Linked DNA regions of Homo sapiens: region 1 is linked to region 2. Evidence: chromatin contacts called from ENCODE Hi-C or POLR2A ChIA-PET data. All regions are on one chromosome and are shown on one strand. The core of a region is the stretch at or near the end of the contact, and the rest is flanking DNA. Distances in the headings are between cores, read along the strand shown. Region 1 holds the start of ZFAND2B (zinc finger AN1-type containing 2B). Region 2 holds the start of CFAP65-AS1 (CFAP65 antisense RNA 1).

What was found. Hi-C counts contacts between places; a loop is a spot of excess contacts on that map. ChIA-PET counts read pairs that join two places held with the same protein, here RNA polymerase II (POLR2A). Pooled maps may share reads with other maps.
Region 1: a pooled map shows a loop between it and region 2 (2.3-fold over the local background). The contact joins the promoter of ZFAND2B here to the promoter of CFAP65-AS1 in region 2. A Hi-C loop is called at or near these places in 6 of 50 pooled maps. POLR2A ChIA-PET finds 5 or more read pairs at or near these places in 5 of 52 experiments (Caco-2, HepG2, WTC11 and 2 more).

What each region holds. Positions count from the first base shown.
Region 1 is chr2:219,203,337-219,208,031 of GRCh38, forward strand. ZFAND2B (zinc finger AN1-type containing 2B) reads left to right here and starts at 3,446. Exons shown (of 9, transcript NM_138802.3): 1 at 3,446-3,706; 2 at 3,991-4,085; 3 at 4,312-4,443; 4 at 4,551-4,695. The coding sequence starts at 3,652. RefSeq lists enhancers at 3,038-3,287, 4,405-4,695 and a silencer at 3,338-3,737.
Region 2 is chr2:218,998,843-219,003,988 of GRCh38, forward strand. It overlaps CFAP65-AS1 (CFAP65 antisense RNA 1), which reads left to right and starts at 3,373. Exons shown (of 3, transcript NR_046086.1): 1 at 3,373-3,458. CFAP65 (cilia and flagella associated protein 65) reads right to left here. Exons shown (of 35, transcript NM_194302.4): 33 at 5,110-5,146; 34 at 4,293-4,430; 35 at 4,004-4,179. The coding sequence ends at 4,095. It overlaps MIR375 (microRNA 375), which reads right to left and starts at 2,866; the gene lies at 2,803-2,866. RefSeq lists enhancers at 719-1,702, 3,145-3,439.

The DNA.
Region 1 (4,695 bases), core at 2,196-4,695, 200 kb after region 2:
GATTATAGGCATGAGCCATCGTGCCTGGCCTTTTCCTTCCATTTCTATATGCACTGTTTCACTAAGAGTCAATTGAGAGGCGGAAAACCACTGAGACAAATACCATTAAACTAATATTCAAGTTGAATTGGAGCCAAGACACCTTTTCTGGCTATCCTCAGTTTGACCTTGTCTGCTTTAGACCTGCTAAAGCTAAAATAACTGGCGTCTGGCTATGACTATGCCTGCGAATTTTAGAGGAACCTATGTCTACTGTCCCAATGAGAGGCTGCAGCTCAGTTACCCACAGCTAAAGCGCAAGGCTGCTTAGCAGGTCTGTGTATGCTTTGTTGGTCTACAATAAAAGAGACTTAAGTAATGCTCAGTTGTTAATTGATATCTCCTAAAATAGCTAATTCAAGTTGCAAAATGTTATTTGATTTCTCTCTCAGTGTTCTCCTGGCTTCTTTTATTCAGGAAGCAAGGAGGCTACATTGGGGAATGGTGACTTTGGTTTGTGCGGGCACTCTTTTTAAATCGTGGGATGAGAACATCACCCAGTGAGAAAGCCCCTGGGCTGGTAATCAGCACAGAGAGCTTAGTCAGGACTATAACCCATCAGTCAGAAAAATATTTGCCTGGGAAGAGAGATACTACCGTGAGAGCTTCATTCACTTTTATCGTGGTCGCTGGGGTCTCTGAGGTAAGTCTGTTATGGCATGATATGGTCTGGATATGTGTCCCCTCCAAATCTCATGTTGAAATGTATTCCCGCCGGGCGCAGTGGCTCATGCCTGTAATTCCAGCACTTTGGGAGGCCGAGGCGGGCGGATCACGAGGTCAGGAGATCGAGACCATCCTGGCTAACACGGTGAAACCCCATCTCTCCTAAAAATACAAAAAATTAGCCGGGCGTGGTGGCATGCGCCTGTAATCCTAGCTACTTGGGAGGCTGAGGCAGGAGAATGGTATGAACCCGGGAGGCGGAGGTTGCAGTGAGCTGAGACTGTGCCACTGCACTCCAGCCTGGGCGACAGAGTGAGATTCTGTCTCAAAAAAGAAAAAAAAAAAAAAAAAAAGAAAAGAAAAAGAAATGTATTCCCAATGTCAGAGGTGGGACCTGGCAGGAGGTGATTGGAACCTGAGAGTGGACCCCTCATGAATGGCTTAGTGCCATCCTCTTGGTGATGAGTGAATTCTCACTCAGTTCACATCAGATCTGGTTTTGAAAAGACTCTGGGACCTCCCTCTTCTCTCTCTTGCTCCCACTCTTGCCATGTGACATGCCTGTTCCCCCTAGGCCTTCTGCAATGATTAGAAGCTTCCTGAGGCCTCACCAGAAGCTGAGCAGATGCTGGCACCATGCTTCCTATGCAGTCTGCAGAACCATGAATAAATTAAACCTCTTTCTTTATAAATCAACCAGCCTCAGATTTTTTTTTTTTTTTAAAGACAGGGTCTCACTTTGTTATCCAGCTGAAGCACAGTGGTACAATCATAGCTCACTGCAACTTCGAGCTCCTAGGCTCAAGCAATCCTCCCACCAAAGCCTCTCGAGTATTTGGGACAACGGGTGGATGCCACCATGCCCAGCTAACTTTTTAAAAATTTTTTTTGTAGAGAGGGAGGTCTTACTATGTTGCCCAGGCTGGTCTCAAACTCCTGGACTCGAGTGACCCTCCCACCTTGGCCTCCGAGGGATGGGATTACAGGCATGAGCCACCATGCCTAGCGAGGTATTTCTGTATAGCAACATAAGAACAAATGACTACATTTGCACTTCAAGCATTCTGGCTCATGCTCAAAAATGAGATCCGAAGATTTTTATTTTTTGAGTTCCACAAGGCTTTGGTTATCTGAGCATTTGTAAAGTGGGAGTGGGGAGAGAGGCAGTGTTTATCTTTGTTTAGTCTGCTCCATACACGTTTCTCCAAACTGAAAGCCTACAATTCTTTCTATTTTTGTAGAGACAGGGTCTCACTATGTTGCCCAGGCTGGAACTCCTAGGCTCAAGCGATCCTCCTGCGTCAGCCTCCCAAAGTGCTGAAATTACAAGCGTCAGCCACCATGCCGGGACTGGAAGCCTACAATTCTAAATTGTACTGATGAATATAGAGAGGAAAAAAAATGAATAAACAAAATTCTTAGAACCAAATGATTATAATGAGACTGGGAAAAAATTATTTGAAATCTGACAGTTATATATTGAAACAAAATAAAAGCATTTATAAAGTCCTGGATGCAATTTAAAATAAAAAGAATATTGGCTGGGAGTGGTGGCTCATGCCTGTAATCCCAGCACTTTGGGAGGCCGAGGCGGGCAGATCACGAGGTCAGGAGTTCGAGACCAGCCTGGGCAACATGGTGAAACGCCGTCTCTAAAAATACAAAAATTAGCTGGACGCAGTGGTGTGCACCTGTAGTCCCAACTACTTGGGAGGCTGAGGCAGGAGAATCGCTTGAACCCGGGAAGCAGAGGTTGCAGTGAGCCGAGATCATGCCACTGCACTCCAGCCTGGGTGACAAGAGTGACACTGTGTCTCAAAAAAAAAAAAATTATATTGGTCAGGTGTGGTGGCTCACGTCTGTAATCCCAGCACTTTGGGAGGCCAAGGCAGGAGGATCACTTAAGGCCAGGAGTTCGAGACCAATCTGGGCAACAAAGAGAGACCCCTCCCCAACCCCATTTCTACAAAATTAAAAATTAGCTGAGCACGGTGGCTTGTGCCTGTAGTCCTGGCTACATTCAATAATTACTAAGAATATTCTAGGCTAGGGTTTTTCAGAGTGTGGTGCATGGCAATCTGTGTCAGAATTCCTTCAGGTGCTTCCTACTGAATTAGAAGCTCCAGGGCCCGGAAATCCGCATTTTAAACTAGCTCCGTAGGCGATTTGGATTCACACTAAAGACTGAGGACCACACTGTTCTAGGCACTGTTAGGTGCTGGGACCTAACACGAAACAAGGTAGACGTGGTTCCTGATTTCCCAGTATGCTCATATAGGGGTTGGTCGCATTAGTGATATGGGTGCTAGAATGGAAGAAGTAAGATCACATAGCAGGTGCGCCTAGTTCAGACTGAGGAGGGATCTGCAGCTCTAGAGACGTCTGTACTTCAGAGAAATACAGGAGCTGTCAGCTCGTGGAGGCGAAGGGCAGCCGTGGCCGTGAACAAAATGGCCAGGAGGAGGGCATCGTGTGTGAAGCGGGCTAAGGACCGAATTGTGAAAGACCCCAAACCACCCAGCCTTCCATCCCCCAAGATATCCGTCTTTGCCTTCGCTGGCCTTCCTCTGCGGAGCTACGCCCGCGCCCAGGGTGGCGGAGCCGCGCATCAACACCCTCTCGCCTCGGGACAGTCTTCCGACTCAGCCTTCTAGAGCAAGGCGAGGCGGGGCGGGGCTCAACCGAGGCCCTCCCCGGCTGCCCGGAGACTGCGCCGGACGCGCCAGCCCTGCGGGATGACGTCAGCGCGCCGCGCGCGCCGAGGGAGGAGCGGGCGCCGGGGGCCGGCTGGCGCGGGGGCTCCGGTAACCCGGGCTGGGCGGGGGAGAGGAAGGGGCGGGGCAGGGAGCCCGCCAGAGTGCGGGGTCGCGGTGCGGACTTCGAGCACGAGCCCTAAAGACGCTCAGCACTCGTCGCTTCTCCTAGCAGACCCTGCCCGGCTTGGCGATGGAGTTTCCGGACCTCGGCGCTCACTGTTCGGAGCCGAGCTGTCAGCGCTTGGGTGAGGGGCGGAGCGCGCGGGGGGCGGGGCCCAGCGGACAGGGACTTTGAACCGCAGGTTGGGAGGGAAGGGTGGGCTCCCAGGCTGGCAATGCCGGGGGGCGGGGCTTGAAGCTGGGGGGGGGTGGTCAGCGGCAGAGGGGGCGTGGCCAAGGAGGTAATGGGCTTGGGAAGGGGCGGTGTGTCGAAAATAGGGTGGCGTTTTCCTTCCCGAGTGGAAGACTTGAGTGAGAGAGAAGGACATCGAGGTCCCGCTGGACCTGCAATCCGACCAACTCTTTGCAGATTTTCTGCCGCTTAAGTGTGATGCCTGCTCAGGCATCTTCTGCGCAGACCATGTGGCCTACGCCCAGCATCACTGTGGATCTGCTTACCAAAAGGTGAGGGGGCGATCCTCAGGGTGAAAGCAGGCAGATGGAGAATGCGTGCAGAATCCCCCAAATCTGTGTCTCACGTTTCTTCTCCCTTTTGTCCTTCTGAGGCTGTCAGTGCTGGGAAACACTGTTTTTTTGCGTGTTTGTGGTGGGTCATATCCAAGTTCTTTCAGGACCAGAGATTTGTTGGACTGGAGTGGGCCACAGACTGACCCTTGCTCCTTGACTACAGGATATCCAGGTACCTGTGTGCCCTCTCTGTAATGTGCCTGTGCCTGTGGCCAGAGGGGAGCCCCCTGACCGTGCTGTGGGAGAGCACATTGACAGAGACTGTCGCTCTGATCCAGCACAGCAAAAACGTAAGGTAAACATTGTAGGGGTCAGCCACAACCCAGCTGGGACTACGGATGCCTGGAAACCCAAACAGCTAATCAGAGTCTCAGCAGAGACAACCTTCTCACTTCACCTCAGATCTTCACCAATAAGTGTGAACGCGCTGGCTGCCGGCAGCGAGAAATGATGAAACTGACCTGTGAACGCTGTAGCCGAAACTTCTGCATCAAGCACCGGCATCCACTGGACCATGATTGCTCTGGGGAGGGGCACCCAACCAGCC
Region 2 (5,146 bases), core at 2,123-4,622:
CTCTAGGAAAAAATGCTTGGGAACCGAGCCGAGGACCTGGCTTCTGGAGTTGGTGCTTGTCCTGGCGCCATTTGGGGATTTTGGTCAGTCAATCCCCTCTTAAGGCCTCTGTTTTTTACCTATAAACTAAGCTGGCTGTGGGTCCTGGAGGGGCCTCCCAGCCTTGACTCCTGTGATGCCTCTGGAAGGTTCCTTCCCCTCCCTATCCAGCGTATGCCTGCCCCACCCACCCACCCGTCTGGCCTAGCCAGAATGAGGGGGCGAGTTGCCATGGTCTCCATGGGGACTAATCTCCAAGAAGGTCAGTGAGGCTCTGGTACTGCCTTGGCCGGATGGGGATTAGCACCTGGGTGTGAGCCTCCCCCCTGCCAGCCAGTGCCTCCACTCCCAGGTCCCTCCACTGTCACACAGACCCTGGGCGGCCTCTAAGCCCAGAAATTCCAAGGCTAGGCCAGAATAATTGGGGTGGGTGGGGGCAGGGCAGCTGCCATAGCTGTTGGCTTGTCCATCTGTGGCCAAGAGGGAAACTCAGAGAGATGGAGTCAGATCTGTGCCCCTCACTGGCCCCTGGTGTCCAGCCACGGCCTGGGCCTTGCCCCTCCCTCACATTCTGTCCTTTAATGGGAGGAGATGGGCTTCCAAGATAAGGGTATCACCCTCCCCCCACCTCCAAACCTGTCTGCCACCTAGAAATCACCTCTTTATCCTTTGCTGGGGCTAATTCCCACCCTAGTTTGGGGTGGGATGGGGCTGTTTTGCAGCTTCCCCCTTTCTCCATACACACGATGCCTCCCGCCTCTGGTCCCCTGAGCCCTAGCCCCATGAATCCACATCCCCAATCTCTCTCAGCGTACATCTCTTGTTATCTTGAATTGTCTCCATGTGTCTCTCTCTGTTCCTCTTCCCTGGTTTCTCTCTGGTCATCTCTGCCTCTGGTCTCGCTCTCACAGTCTAGGGTCTGCAGCCTCTGCAGCCCCTGGGATCTCCCCTGTGTTCTCACACCCCTCTTTCCTTCAGCCTATGCTCTTGGTCTCTTTCTCATCCTTCTCCATTTCTCTTCTGCTGTTTCTCAGCTGCTGCACTCCAACCGCTCAATCCCTTTTCCACTTCCCCCACTACCTGGTCCCTCCCCCACCCAGGGTGCTGACAGGGACGACAGGAAGCAGGCTCCAGCTTTGAGCAGGAGGGGGAGGGGGCCTGCCTCGTACAGCAGCTGCTGAGTGCCCCCCTCCCCATGCAGCCCCGCACCTGCAGGCCTGCCCGGCACTGGGAGACCCCGCCCTGTGGCAGCGGAGCAGCGGAGGAGGGACCTGGATGAGAGGCCAGATCCCTGGTAATGGCCAGCAACTGCAGTCTTAGGATGGATAGTGGGTGGGGGACTGGGGAAATTAGGCCCTGGGGTGAAGGGGCAGTAATTCTCAGTCACCAGGAAAGATCCCCGCCCACTGGGTGGCTGCCTCCTTCTCACCACCCTCCCCTCAAGGCTGTGTGTGTGTGTGTGTGTGTGTGTGTGTGTGTGTTTGGGAGGGGGTCATTCCAAGCAGAGATCTCTTTGTTGTGCAAACCCAGGATGTGGAATCCTGGCCCCTGACATGGTTGGGGAGGGAAGGGGAAGCCCTCAAAGACACAGGGAAGGTGCACCAGGACCATGCCAGGCCCCTGACAGGCAAATCTTTCAGTGCCAGGCAGAGTAAAGGGCTGGCCCAGGACAGAGCCTGGTCAGGGGGGCCAGGAGAGGGCTGCACACACCCTAGCCCAGGACCCAAGGACCTTCCCCTGCCCCTGGGGCTGCTCCACGAAGAGCCCTGCTGTAGTCCACCCTCTCCCTAAACCTGCCTGGGATCTGTCCAACGCCATCTCGCCCCTCCCCCTTCTCTCTCTGTGCCACGGACTCGGGCTCAGCAGATCCTTTGGGGCCTCTGGGTAGTTGGGTGACATAGGGGCACTAGAGCGGGTGGTGGTGGAGGGGACAATCCAGCACCTCTAGGAACATGCAGTTTGGAGGGACTTCTGACCCTGGTTCCCATCTCCCGGGGCTGCCTCTGCCTGAGCTGAGGGCCACCTACCTACCCCACCCCAGCTGATGGAAGCGAGGATGTGGGATTCTGAGGTTTGAGGAAGGTGGTGAACCGCTGTGCCTGGGGGCTTGTCCTTTTCAGTCAGTCTGACTGTCTCAGACGTTTTTAGACTGAAAGAGGGACCAAGGGAGTGTCAGGGAGTGACATCTCAGGATGTCAGCAGCACCACAGAGATCCGAGGAGTGGATTTGAGGCTCCATGGTGGCCCTCAGCTTCCCCCGCCCAGATTTTCCACACCTCAGCCTTGGCTCCAACTCCGTGAGGGCCTGCATCTTCCCCAGCATGACCAGGAGCCCAGGAACCGGGACAGGAGGCTGGGGAGGGCCTAGCCCCTGCGGGAGGCCAGACCAACCGTTCACTGAGCAAATGGGAAAACCAAGAGGCCGGGAAATGACTTGCCCAAGGCCATAGAAGTCGCGGGGACAGAGGCGGACTAGAATCCGGGTTTCCACCTCCAGAAGGGTTTCTGTTCTGGGCCACGGCCCCCTTCGCCACCCGCTGGAGCCGGCTCAGCCCGTATTACGACGCAGAATGGAGCCTGGCAGCCCAGAAGCTGCGGGCAGGGCAAGGCAGGGCGGGTGGGGCCGGATGGGAGCCGGATCTCCCCTGGAGCGGCGCACAGCCTCTCCCACCCGTACGGTTGAGATGGCGGTGGCGGTGGCGGCGGCAGGTGCCTGCGTGGCGATCAGGCCGGCCCCCGGGCTGGTGCTGAGAGGCCGCCCCTGCCTCACGCGAGCCGAACGAACAAAACGCTCAGGTCCGGTTTGTGCGAGGGGCTCGTCGCGGGGCGGGAGCGGAGGGCCCGGGGCCTGGCGGTCGCCCTCGGTGATCTCCTGGTCCTGGTCTTCCGCGAGCTCAGTGCTGCACAGCGCCCCGCTAGCCTCCGCCCTCACCTGAACGCATCTGCGGCTGACACGTCGGCGGCCGCGGCGGCCACCGCAGGTGCGCACCTGGCCCGCCCCTCCTTTCCCAGCCACCCTCCGCCCGGCTTTCCTGGCCCCTCCGCCCGGCCCAGCCTAGCTTGGCTTCGTCCCCAGCCCACGCCTTGGAGCTTGTCCCGGAGCCCGGGCTCCGTGTGCTCTTATACTGCCTGTTCAGTCCCCGCCCCCAGACACACACACTCACACCTGTCCAGGCGCCCGTTTGCTCGGGGCAAATATTGACTCATGGAGGCGGAGCGCTCCCCCCTCCCCCGCCCGGGCTCTGAGACCGGAGCTTCTCCGAGGCCTTGGTGGCGGGGGCGGAGGGGAGGGTGCTGGGGACCCTGGGCGCCTCTGGAACAACACCAGATGTCACTTTTCCACCCACCTGCCTCTGGGAGGGAGGAGCCGAGAAGCAGAGGACAGAAGCTCCCGGGCGGGGGTTAGGAGGAACCGAGAGGTGGGTATCCATCCTCGTCTGAGGACTGATTCACAGTGGGAGTCGCTTAGCAGGGTCTGTGGCCCGAAATCCAGTGGTGACCTCGACCCGCCCCAGCCTAGTTCCTGGCCCTCCGCGGCGTGCCTCAGTTCTTCCTCCCCAGCCTCTTGGGCACTCGGAGCTCGGCAAATGCTAAGGGGCTGGCCCTGGGGGTGCTAAGCCTCCGAGCAGGCGCGGCGCGGAAAGGTGAGGGGTGGCCGCCCTGCCCAGTGGACACCTGCTTCGCTGGCCAGGCCTGGCACTCAGTTACTGTGCACCAAGGTGCGCTGGGGCAAAGGCCAGCCAGGCCCCGTCCGGAGCGCCCTCCACTGGCCAGACCCGGTCCAGCGGCCGGCAGCTAGCGGCCAGGTCTCAGTCCAGCTGCAGTGTGGGCGGAGAGGTGCATCCTCCCGGGCCCTAAGTTCCCGCCGCGCCTCTGCAGTCCGCCCGGGCTGCTCCCTGCCATCCTTCCCTCTCAGAGCTCGCGCGCGCGTTCCCCCTCGTCGGGGAAATAAAGTCAAGGTAGATACAGAAAAAAGACTAGATGCTTTTACTGGCGGTGGAGAGGGGGCCAGGCGTGACCCCTAGCGGCATGTCGGAGAGGCTGGGCGCGGGCATTTACGGAAGGTCGGTAGGAAGTGGCACCACCGGGTGGAGTACCTCTGCTTGCTGCGTCGGCAGCAGCGTGTCCGGGGTCAGACTCCTGGAAGACAAAAAGTCCCAGGTAGGCGTGGGGGCGAGGCTTCGGGCAGAGCCTGGCTGCCCCCGTGGCCCCTCTCGCGCGGTCTGCGCGGCCGCTGGTCCCGGCGCCCTTACCTGGGCACGCAGAACGGCGGCAGGGCGATGACGCGTGGCCGCGAGGTGAGTACCACCTCCCCGCGGCTCGCCTCCACCAGGATGTTCTGGATCATGTTCTCCAGCAGCGCCTCCTGCAGGTTGGCGAAGGCCGGGAGCCTGCGAGGGGGCGGGGGCTAGCATGAGGGCGGCCGCAGTGCCCGCGCGCCTCCTCGCTCGCCTGTCCGTGCGGTACATTGTGCCGCGAGCTCTACGGAGATTCCCATTCGACTCCCCTCATCCACTACACTATGGGGCATTCTTGTTTCAATGTTACGGACGTTCCAAGTGTGGCTAAAAGATTCCAAGTTGCCAAATATGCTGCTGGTTTAAGGGGTGGGATTCAAACCCAGGCGATGTAGTAGGCATCTCAGGGCCAAGTTTAGAGAAAGGTAGGGAAGTGATGAGAGGGCGCAGAAGGGACTGGGTGGGGCCTAGGGAATCCCTACAATGACATAAATCATCTGTAGGGCAGCCCCGGCGGGAAGTCCCACCTGCAAGACAGGTGGTCCTTTTCTGGCTCTAGAAGCCCATTTACAAGACTTTGCAGACTATAACAATTCTCCTGGTAAGTTGGTAAATGTCAACAACTAGTTCTTAGAGAAAAAAGAATAAAGTTCAGTGTTGGTGCCGGGCGGATACTCCCACAGAGGCCTTAAGCTACCAACATGACCTCACTAAGCACTGAATTAGGATGAGATGTGCATACAGGCAGCAGCCATCCTTGGCATCCCACTGCCTCCTAGGAACCTTCTGCACTTCGCCTCCCTCCCGTCCTCACTGGGGCCTGGCTGCTCACCTTCTGATGGCCTCCTTCTCGTCCTGTTCTTGCTCCT